2 separate regions of the Mus musculus genome follow, and region 2 is linked to region 1. The links are chromatin loops, found by intact Hi-C in ENCODE. Cell type or tissue: left cerebral cortex. All regions are shown on one strand. Each heading gives the region's core, and the rest is flanking DNA. Links, peaks and the distances in the headings are about the cores only.

What was found. Peaks named below come from ENCODE experiments on the same cell type or tissue, not always from the same donor. Only the 100,000 strongest peaks of a DNase experiment are listed, where the experiment ranks them.
Region 2: it touches region 1 in a loop (4-fold over the local background); 2 of 42 quality-filtered maps call a loop at or near these places.

Annotation. Positions count from the first base shown.
Region 1 is chr12:7,227,153-7,229,969 of GRCm38, reverse strand. No RefSeq gene overlaps it. Among named protein-coding and RNA genes, the nearest start is that of Gm32773, 70 kb to the left of the region's middle. In left cerebral cortex, for the core only: no CTCF peak of the experiment used is centred there; DNase peaks (open chromatin) are centred at 977, 1,206 and 1,640; H3K27ac peaks cover 2,205 bases.
Region 2 is chr12:7,417,685-7,420,501 of GRCm38, reverse strand. It overlaps the pseudogene Gm9139. Among named protein-coding and RNA genes, the nearest start is that of 1700101O22Rik, 39 kb to the right of the region's middle. In left cerebral cortex, for the core only: no CTCF peak of the experiment used is centred there; a DNase peak (open chromatin) is centred at 1,360.

The DNA.
Region 1 (2,817 bases), core at 186-2,685:
TGGCTCAGGAAGATCTTTACATCATAGTCAATACATTAAAATCAATCACTCAGTTGGTGTCAGTCTATGAGGACACTAATTAAACCCTGACTGACAGACATTCTGTTTCAAATAAAAAGAAGAAAGTGATTTACTTTCCGTGATTTTGAAATGAATGAATGTGCAAATGAATGTGATAAGAGTATACTCTTGGTATGCACCCTTTGCTAGTGTTCCCTTTTATAACGCATATTTCTATCTACCTATTTGCCCCCTCATACTACAGAGTGACATTTTTAAAATTCCCATGAGAGCAACTGAAAGTAATGTCTAGTGTTCTCTTCCACATGTGCCTGTTGCTGAAGTGGAAGATGACAGAAAAACTGGGTCAATACCATTTTGTAACTGACTTCTAACATTGGGAAATGTAGACTAGCTCTTCCAGTTGAAAGTACTAGAGAATTCTAGGCAGATGAAAAGTCATTTCCTGGTCAATGAAGCAGCATGAAGCACTCTAAATGGCTGCATTAGAACACTGATTGAGAGTCTGCTAATTTCTCTTGTGAATTTTCCTCTGAAATCTCATCTGAAATCTAACAAAAATTAGGGCAATTTTCTTTCCTTCCTTCAACTAATAATCTTCTGGGAAACCTTTCATTTATCTATTTTTCCACATATTCTGTCAAACTAGACACACGCTTGATCAGGCTTATCCACCTGCCTTGGGATTAACTCCTTCTTTGGGCTGCCTTTACAAGTGTCTACAGTGGTGTCGGGGGTCTCAGGTTCTGCTTCTCAGTGGTCTGGAACTCCTACAGGAGCCGTGGCCAGATTCAAGGTCATGACACTGGAGAGACGACTTGTTTTCCCTGCCAGTCTCCATTCTGCTGCTGTTTCTGCTGACTCCCACTCATTCATCTTTCCATCTCCGAGCTGGTCTGTCACAGAACACAGTGAATTTTCCATGAAAAGCTCCAACCCTGTGAATATCCTTCTACTTTGTCTTCAGAGATCACTCCTACTTCCTACAGTGCATGATATCTTTGTCTGACTTTCAGGCACATACCTTTGAGTAAAGCGCCAGAAGCAAATGCCATCCCTTTTCTTTTATCAATAGTCTTTCAGAGTTTGCACAAGTGACTGACTTCTCAGCTGCTGCTGAGCAGTAGAGAGAGCATGGGGAGGTTTCACATAGAAAGAGCATTTTAACTGCAGAGAGACACCACCACTCTCAGAAACATGATTCCCTGGGTAGGCAGCCTCCGAAGCCTGTGCTGAGCTTGGAAATGAAGTTGTGGTAAGTTGAGAGTCTGCTTCAGCTGAAAATAGCATTCCTGGTTTCTGGATCAACAAGAGGAAAGGAAAATAATAGCTTCACGGAATTACAAGTTTATTAACAAAAATGAACTCATTTCTACGGAACGGGAATAGAATGTGCTCCCTAACTGCATGATGTTTACACTCTTAAATAAAAATAAAAATAAATCCACTAAAAATGAAATACAAGCCAAGCAAATTTTTATAACTTCTAAGTAGGTGTAGAGACATGGAGGGCCTGGGTGGTAGAAACAGACAACGTTATAATTAGAGCTGTCAGGGCTGGATTCAGTAAGGAGGTGCCATTTAACTGAGGCATGGCAACAGCTAGGTGAGGAACATTATTCTTGGGCATGTCTTGTTTTTCCCTTGCTGGGCTGGCCGAGAGTGCTGTATCATATCCATTTGTAATGCACTCCTGTGCACTCTGTCTTCTGACCCATCTGGTAGACCAGCTGCTCACAGCCAGAAAGCTGTAACTAAGTGGGAATTCTATTTTCCCCAAGGAACAAGAAACTCTATTTTTAATGACATACATGGTGTGGACCTACTGTGCACAGGACAAAAAAAAAAAAAGCACACTAATAAGTATACCAAAGATATGAAATAGTTCTTTAGAGCTGAAAAAGAAGAACTTAATTTCTTCATGGGAGAATTTTTTTGAGTTGTACAAAATGTATGATTCATTATGACTGATGAATAAAATAAGTGTTTTTTATTCATAAGACCATACCGCCTACTTGGAAATGTTATAAAATATGTAACATTAGCATAAATTTATAATCTCCCAATGAGTAACCCTTTTAGCCCAACCAGTATATATTAGCTGACTGTCTGTACCTGCTCTTACAGGTACTTGAAATATTATTGATGATGACGCTTCTGTCTTTGAAACACTAATAGATGCATTTTATCGGTGACATTTTCTTCAACAAAAGTGCCATGTCACACACACTGTGACTCTTCTTAGGAACTTAGAGATTCACACACATTTACTTCTGGGACATCTCAGGACAGCCGTATCATCATCCCTACCCCATCGGTTTTTCACTTGACAGTGAAAATATGCTTCAGAGTTGCCAGTGTTCCAAACCAGTGTGCAAGCTGCAGCATTCATTGCCTGAACAACATAGGCATTTTCTGCAGAAAATCAGAAATAAATACAAAGTCAGTGATAAGGAAAATAAGGTATTTATTCGTCTGTTGAATGAGCAGAGATAAATGAGGTGAATGAGTGAGAGGGGATATTGTCTGAACCCAGCATCATGGTGGCACTATGCTTAAAAAACTCTCTATTTCACACCTATATATAGACATATAAGTACGTACATACACACACACACAGACAGAAACACAATCACACACAGGGACACAAACACATACATGAATACACACAGGCACACACAGACCACACCACACATACATGCTTACAAATGCAGATTTACATCTTTTTTTTTTAGGCAAGAGGCCTTTCTATGCACTCTATGAATACACAGAGAAGATTGGCCAATTGATTGAAAA
Region 2 (2,817 bases), core at 73-2,572, 190 kb before region 1:
AGCAGGATTGCATTCAGCACCACGGAGAGCTCATTCTCCCACAGGGCACTCAAATCATTTCTGCATCTCTCTCTCCCTCCCTCCCTCCCTCCCTCCCTTCCTCCCTCCCTCTCCCCCTCCCTTCCTCCCTCCCTCTCCCCCTCCCTCCCTCTCCCCCTCCCTCCCTCCCTCCCTCTCGCTCCCCCTCCCTCCCTCTCCCCCTCCCTCCCTTTCCCCCTTCCTCCCTCATCCCTCCCTCCCCCTTCCTCCCTCTGTCTCTCTCTCTCTCTTTCTCTCTCTCTCTCTCTCTCTCTCCAGAAACTGAAGCAGAGGAGAGATATCCCCATTCACACAGTCATGTCTTTTTCCCATTATACTTCTTTAATGCCATTACAGACAATTCAACTTTTTAAAATGTGTGTCTCAGTTTCCTTTTTGTTGCTTTTGTTGTTGTGATGAAACACTACGAAAAAGGCAATTTATAAAAGAACAATGTTTATTAGGGATGACCATTTCAGAAGGTTAGTTCAGTCCATGACCATGAGAGTGGGGTGTCTGGCAGCCAGTGCTTCAGTATTGTTCTGGAGCAAAGTCAAGATCTCACATCTTGACACAGCAACCATGAGGCAGAGAGAGCAATAACTTGAAATGATATGGGCTTTTGAAATCAAATCTCCAGAGACTCACCTCCTTTAGCAAGTCCCTACCTCCTAATTCTTCTCAAATAGTCACACCAACTGGGACAAAGCATTAAAACATATGAGTGTTTGGAGCCATTCTCATTGAAACTATCACAGGTAGACTTGTGATTTTGTATTTATGTTTCAAATGACCTACTTGTGAAGGTAAGGTGTGCAACGTAGGGAATAGTTTACCTAAAAAGAGTTCAAAGAGTTCATTTTGGGCTAATTTTTCACAAAAAGGCTTATAGAAATGAGTTTTGGGGTTTTTTTGTTTGTTTGTTTTGTTTTGATTTTTAAAGAAAGTGCTCTAATGAGAATGCAAATCTTGAGAATAATGCATAGAGAAAACAGTGGCCTCCCCAGAAGTGGACAAACTTCACACATTGCTGTCTGCTGCTCCATGCTCCTGATATATCATGGGAGAGTAGAGAAAGTGATCCTGTGAATTTCAGTATGTCTCCTTGATTCTATTTCCTCTAGCTGTATTTCATCTGCCTCTGGGGGTTTGGATCCTCAAAGTTGCTCAAGAGAAAGCATTGCCTTCTTTGTCATCTTCTAGTTAGGTCCTTCTGTCCCTGGGGCTGCCTTTAGGCCTCTAAGGAGAAACTATGTAGCTGTGATATGGAGCTTTACAAATATGCAAAACCTTGGTAATTTTATATACCACAGGAAGATACAAAAAATTCTGCAAGGCTGATTATGAAAAGTATGTCTTCCTATGCTCCAACTGCTGCCCAGGAGAACTTTGCCACAGTCTTACCTCTCTGGAGTCTCTGCCTTTATGTTTCTCAGTACTGCAGTTGCAGTGGCTTTTTCAGCATTTCCTTTTAAGGCTTGTCTATCGACTTAGTGGGGAGAGCTAGTTCAGTTTGCAGTGTATGATCCTCATATGTATTATTGCCCATTCTACCAAAATCCTTAAAGCTTCAGGTGACAATATCACACACACAGAGACACACTGACAGAAGAAAGCACACACATACACACAGACACATATGCAGACATACAGACACAATTCCACTGACAGACACAGAGACACTTACACACACAGACACATACACACATGTACACACAGTCACAGATGTAAACACATACAGACATACACAGACACACATGCACACACACACACACACATACAGACACATACACACAGACAAAATCATACTGACACATACACACATATACACACACAGACACAAACATAGACAGACACAAACACAGACACACACAAACACATGTACACACAGAGACACACATATACACAGATACAGGCACAGACACACATACACACATGTATACACAGAGACACATATAAACACAGACACATGCAGACACAAACACAGACACACATACAAACAGACACAGACAGCAACAGACATACACACACACACACACACACACAGAAACGCACAGAGACACAAACATAGACAAATACAAACATATACACAGACACAACACAGACATACACACACAAGAGACACACACACACAGATACACACAGATACAAGCACAGACACACACAGAGACCCAGACATACATACACACAGAGACATACATTCCATCCTCACTCATTCTTTGTCATTCAATATCTGATTTCCCGAGAACTAGTAATTTTTTTCTTTTTGTATGCTTAATGTATGTTCCAAGAATTACCCCAATCATCCCCAAATTTCAATTGCTATGCATTTTTATGTAAAAGATATCCATAAAAAGACTTTTGGTGCCCTGAATATGGCCAGCTAGGACACATCTCAGATAGGAAGTTCATCGCCCAGGTGCAGAGGATAGACTATAAATGTGAGCTGGTGCCCCAGAGATTGGTCATCTTTATAGAGAAGACCAAGGACGGGCAGATCTTGCCTGTCCCAAATGTGGTGGTTCGAGATGTAGCCTGTGGCGCTAACCACACACTGGTCCTGGACTCTCAGAAGTGAATCTTTGGGGCTTTGGTGGCTACAGCCGGCTGGGCCAAGCCGAGCAGAAGGATGAGATGGTGCCTCGCCTGGTGAAGCTGTTCAACTTCCCGGGGCATGGCACAAACCAGATCTATGCTGGCTATACCTGCTCCTTCGCTGTTAGTGAAGTTGGTGGCCACCAATACCCCTCGAGAGTCTACCATGTACCCAAAAGCAGTGCAGGACCTCTGCAGCTGGTG